2 separate regions of the Homo sapiens genome follow, and region 1 is linked to region 2. The links are chromatin loops, found by intact Hi-C in ENCODE. Cell type or tissue: B cell. All regions are shown on one strand. Links, peaks and the distances in the headings refer to the core of each region. The heading gives the core; the rest is flanking DNA.

Region 1 (2,921 bases), core at 297-2,796, 58 kb before region 2:
TCCCCATTTAGCTTTTCTTCTTTTACTTTGCACTTGCTTTTGTACATCTAAAAGGAATTAATTATTCAACAGCAGTGGGAACCCTTGAAACATAATCTGGAAAAAAAGATTAATAAAGTTTTTTTTATGTCGCGTAGTGAAAAGAGCATGTGCTTTAGAGACAAACCTGGGCTCCAGCTATTTACTTGTGAGAGCTTTAGGTCAATTGGCTTTTATTACAGCTTTTTAACCATAATAAAATGGGGATCCCTGCCTAGCAGAAGATTGATTAAATGGATCATAAATTGTCCAACTAGTGCCTAGCAAATAGTACATACTCAGTATTTTCCCCTTTTTAATCCCCGTTTTACAGGCGATGGAACTCACCAGAGACCAGATAGCTAGAGAATGGCTGAGCTGGGTTTTAAATCTAGTCAATCTTGACCCCAGAGCTCTCCAGCCTAAAGGTAATGTTTAGACTTAACTTCCAGTGGTGTCATTATAAGAGTCAAAAACAGACTGAAGAAATAAAATAGCAGAATAAAGTAGTGGGGCATTAAAGAATCATCTAGTTAATTCTTGGTGATGATAACAGAAATGTTGGGAAAAGTGTCAGAAGCCTTAATTTTCTCCCCATTCTTTCTGAGTATCTTTAGATCAACCACCACTTCCCAAGTATTTGCAAACAAGCAGCATAGATATTATAGCCCTAGAAAGAGTTGGAAACATTATCACAACATTAGCAAGAGAGTCAAGGCATTTTTAAGGAAACAGAAGCTTCCATTTCATGAACTAATAAAGCCCAAGGTGCCAAAGACACTGATGTCATACTGGAAAGTGGTGTAAAATAAAATTATAAGCATAATTTCAACATCAAATAAAACAAATGATGAAACATGCCAGTTAATGGCAGAGCCAGCGTCCAACCTCAATCCCAATCCAGCTCAGAAGCTCTAATTCTACCATGGTTATCTGGCAGGACTTGACACTTCAATTGGATTGTACTCAAAGCTGTATTTTCTTAAACAGGCAAAATATTCTCACAGAAGCAATATTTAAGGCAGAGCTCTTTTTTTTTTTTTTTAAGGTTTGACAAGATCTTCAAAAGATTAAGAATAGACAGGAAACCAATTAAGAATGTTAAGAGTTACGGCCAAGAGTTTGGGCAAAGAAAGTTTGCCACTCAACTCTCAATCATTTGCCCCCAGAAAAGGGATTAGGTTGGGCTGTTCAGGCTAATTATATGAACATTTTATAAAAAGAAATCAGACACAGAAAATCAAGCCCCACAAAAGCAGAAGCTGGTACTCCAAGCTGTGGCTCAGCCCTTCCCTTCCCCCACAGGACAGAACTCAGCTGAACATCTACTTCCTTCCCTACTAACTCAGCAGTTCTCAGAAAGGAAATGGCAACCATATGCTTTCTCATTAACCAAAACGAAAGGCAGCCTTGAGAAACAAGATGGTCTGGGCAATACAGAAACTGTTCAGCCCAGGCTAGTTGGTTTCAGCTACCTCTAAATCACTCCCAAAGATGTGGTTAATAAAAAGAAAAAGGAGATGTCAAGGAGACAATTATTGCTAGGCAGATATCTTTTCTTATATTACCATTCAGTGAAATAGATCTGCCACTCAGTCTACTCATTTAGGTCATAATGATTATATTGCTGATTCTTTAATACATACACAAGATTACTTCATGGTCTTCTTTTCTCTAAGGCTGTTGTTCTTCAAGCCTTCATTTTTCACAGCCTAAACATAAGCTTACTCTGAGATGATGGACTCTTCCACTTTACATCCAGAACCTCAACACCATGTTTTAGTGTAAAGATGCTTAGTGAGATCCACTGTAATACAGAAGGGCATCCATTAGAATCCTGGACATAGAAGGTTCTGTTATCTGGGTCCTCATTGATAAAGGTTTTGTTGTAAATTTTACCCAGCACTCAGTACCCATGCTCACTCCCAGGTTTTGGTTTCTGGAATTACCAAAATTATTTTCACTTTGTTTTCACTATCCATCTATTTAAAACTATTACAACATCAATGAAACAGTTGTTTGTACCAAGTACTGTTTGATTTTAAATATCTTGTATAGTGAAACTTAACAATTTAAAAAATTAACAAGAACCACAGTGTGCTCACTCACCTTACAGGTATAATCCACTTTGTAACATAATTGGCAACTAAAAAAACAAAAAAAAAAAACTCAAACAAATAGTATTTTCTTAATTTCCCTAAAACAATTTAACCAAAAGACTCAGAAGTAATGTTTAGTAATGATTGCAGCAACAGCCACACAAATCATCCCTATAGTGATAAATGCAAATACACTGAGCACTTGCTATGGGCCAGGCATTTTACACTTATAAGCACTTTACACTATTTTGGGTTTTGTTTTTGTATTGGAGACAAGGTCTCACTCTGTCACCCACCCGGGCTGGATGCAGTGGCTGCACCATAGCTCACTGTAATCTGGAACTCCTCTGCTAAAGTGATCCTCCAGGTTCAGCCTCCCAAGTAGCTGGGACTACAGGTGTGCACCACCACGCCTTAGCTAATTGTTTTATTTTGTGTAGAGATGGAATCACACTGTGTTGCTCAGGCTGGTCTCAAACTCCTGAGCTCATGCGATCCTCCCGTCTCAGTCACCCAAAGTGCTGGGATTACAGGCATGAGCCACCAGACATGGTCTGATTTACACTTTTTGATGTGTTACTTATGTGAAGTGATTGATCTCATTTTATAGTAAGTTATGAAGCTTGCATTTCAAAATAACTGCCTGTTACATGTAATAACTTTTTCTACAAAAAAAGGTTATTTGCCCCAAAAAGTGCATGTCTTTGTTTATCTAAATGGGTAATTGCATTTTTCGAAGGCTTTGTAATTCACAGTGATAAGTGCAGTTAATATGTTATCTGATCCCCCAAATCTGATTGCGTG
Region 2 (2,921 bases), core at 222-2,721:
TTGATCCTTTGCCAATCACTAAGAATATGGCTCTTGGATGTCAGGGACTGATGATTTTGTTGTGTACACCTGAAGCAATGGACTGTGCTATACTAGCTTTTCAGGTTGCTTTGTATAAGTATCAAGATTAATGATGTGCACCTGGCTTCATTCTTGGAGTCCTGTATTTCAGTTGCCATAGTTGGTTGCATAGCAAGATATGCTTATGTGACCAGCATACCAAAAATTCTTTGGATCCTAGGTAGAGATATTTCACAAATGTTTCTGTAAGTTGCTGCTAGAGAGAAAGTACATCCTGTGTGGCCTCTAATGAAGAAGGACTCTGAAGCCTATACTGGTCCTCTCTGGACTCCGCCCAGTAAAAATATTTATCCTGCTATTTTCGCTGTATCCTTTGCCATAATAAACTGTAGCTGTGAATATAGCCTTCTTGTGAGTCTTGTGAATCCTGACCAACCACCAAATGTGGGTGGTCAACATACATTTATTGCCTCATTGTTTCTGTAGGTCAAGAATCTGGAGTGGCTTGGCTAGGTATTGATTCGAGGTCTCTCATTATCTAGGAGTTAGGCTTGGCCAAGTCTGAAGGATCTGCATCCAAGCCCATTTATGTGGTGTTTGGCAGGAGGCATCAGCTCCTTGCTGCCTAGATTCTCCGCAGAGCTGTTTATGACATACTTTCCCTGAGAGGAAGTGATCCGAGGTGATCCAAGAAAGAGAGAGAGAGAGAGAGGCAAGGGCAGGAGCTGTGACAGAAGCCATAGTCTTTTGTAATCTAATCTCAGAAGTGAAATAACATCACTTTTGCCATATTTTATTGGTCACACAGACCAACTTTGGTACAATGTGAGAGAAGACTACACAAAGGTCTATATACTGGGAAGTAGGGATGATTGGGGACTATCCTGAAGGCTGGCTACTATACTAGAATAGCTGTATTAACATGAGACAAAGTAGACTCTAGGAGAAGGAATACTATTAGTGATAAAGAGAGACATTTCACAACACTAGAGGGGTCAATTTCTCAAGGAAACTAAAAATCTTAAGTGTGAATGCAGAGCTTCATGCCAAATTCTGTCCCAAATAGAGATTTTCTCCATGTGTGTTTATAAAAGGAAACTTTTTGTGGTGGATTTTAGCATATTTCTAAGTCCACAACAGCATCTTCATTGCAGTTGTCTTCATCAACACCAAGGGAATCTAAAAACCTACTTTTTTTCTAATTTTAGAAAATAATTATGAAGATGCTATGACAAAAATGAAAGTTCATTTGTAAATAGCTCTGCTTTAAGTAAAGTACAGTGGGGAAAAAAAAAGTCACCTACGAGTTAAGAAAGGGCATGGGGATTTCAAGAAATCATAGTTCAGCAAGGCAAACAGGAAATCATAACCACAAACCAGGAACAAGGCCGAAGCAGCAGAAGGTGATGTCTAGGTGACGTTTTTTTTTAATGGTTGATAGGCAGGCAAAGTTTGACGCTGATGATGTCTGAGAAGTGAGGAGAAGGTGCTGGAAAGTCTGTCAACCAGGCTGTGAGCACTGGGAACTAAGAATGTGTCCTGCTCACTATTGATACCCTGGTGCCTAGCATAATACTGGGCACATGAAATAACACATGAGTAAATTAATTTTTAAAATATTAACTTTTTTATGAAAGAAACAGCTAATGGAAGAGCCTGCCACAATGTACCAATAGTTTTAAAGACATCATTTGAATAAGAACTCTAGAATATAGACTTTTCTTTTTTTTTTTTTTTTTTTTTTCCTGAAATGGAGTCTTGCTCTGTCACCCAGGCTGGAGTGCAATGGCACGGTCTCAGCTCACTGCAACCTCTACCTCCCGGGTTCAAGGGAATTCTCCTGCCTCAGCCTCCCGAGTATCTGGGATTACAGGTGCACATCACCACGCATGGCTAATTTTTCTATTTTTAGTAGAGATGGGGTTTCACCATGTTGGCCAGGCTGGTCTCAAACTCCTGACCTTAAGCAATTCACCTGCCTCGGCCTCCCAAAGTGCTGGGATTACAGGCATGAGCCCCCATGCCCGGCCGACTTAGTTTTTAAGGTTAGGTTATCTGGTCTCATCCTAATTTCTAACAGCTTTTAATAAAAAAGAAATATCTGGAAAAAGAATAAAAACAGAAAATATCAGATATACCCTGGCATTCAAGATTCCCCATTGTCTGGCTCTACTTACTGTTCCAGATTTAGCTACCGGTTCCACCTTCTGGAAATCTGCCACTCCAATCAAATTGACCAAATACTATATTTTCTTGATTTAACTTGAACATTTCCCTCCCACTTTTTAATATCTCTGAAATCAAGATGTTTTACAATCAGTACATTTGGATTTGACAAAATGAGGTGACCTTCCTTTAAACATGTCCTATTTTTTCTTCCCTTGAAGATTTCACTAATGCGATTTTTTTTAACCTCTTTTACATTTGTTGAAATCCAATCAATCTTTCTCATCTCAGTACAAATCCAAATCTCCTAAAAAGCCGTCCTGGTCAGCTTTTTAAAAGTTAATTTACTTTCTTCTGACTTATACTACTTAATATCATTGTTATATATTTTCCTGTCTTATTTATTTTTCCAGATTATAATAAGAATCCAATAGGCAAAAACTATGTCTCTTACAACTTTGTATTTTCCACAGCAACTAGCACATATTTTCCTCATTTTTATGATCAACAGCTATTACTTAAGTAAATGAATAAATTAATGACTATACACAATTATGCTTAAAGAATACGACTTACTACAAAAATGGGAAAGTTATATTTGTAACAATATGAGATGTCCATAGTACATTGTTAAAGATGAAAAAAACCAAGCTGCAGAACAGTATGTATATAATTACTTTATTTTTACTAAATCTTCAACAATAAATTTCTCCCTAACACATAGAATGTGAACG

Evidence for each region. Hi-C counts contacts between places; a loop is a spot of excess contacts. Peaks named below come from ENCODE experiments on the same cell type or tissue, not always from the same donor. Only the 100,000 strongest peaks of a DNase experiment are listed, where the experiment ranks them.
Region 1: it touches region 2 in a loop (6-fold over the local background); 18 of 110 quality-filtered maps call a loop at or near these places.

The regions. Positions count from the first base shown.
Region 1 is chr2:191,674,435-191,677,355 of GRCh38, reverse strand. No RefSeq gene overlaps it. Among named protein-coding and RNA genes, the nearest start is that of NABP1, 2.2 kb to the left of the region's middle. RefSeq lists an enhancer at 1,262-1,371 and a silencer at 1,319-1,613. In B cell, for the core only: no CTCF peak of the experiment used is centred there; a DNase peak (open chromatin) is centred at 1,335; H3K4me3 peaks cover 955 bases; H3K27ac peaks cover 1,682 bases.
Region 2 is chr2:191,616,269-191,619,189 of GRCh38, reverse strand. The region is part of intron 1 of LOC124905959 (a long non-coding RNA gene); the gene reads right to left. Among named protein-coding and RNA genes, the nearest start is that of NABP1, 60 kb to the left of the region's middle. In B cell, for the core only: no CTCF peak of the experiment used is centred there; a DNase peak (open chromatin) is centred at 1,409; H3K4me3 peaks cover 826 bases; H3K27ac peaks cover 2,153 bases.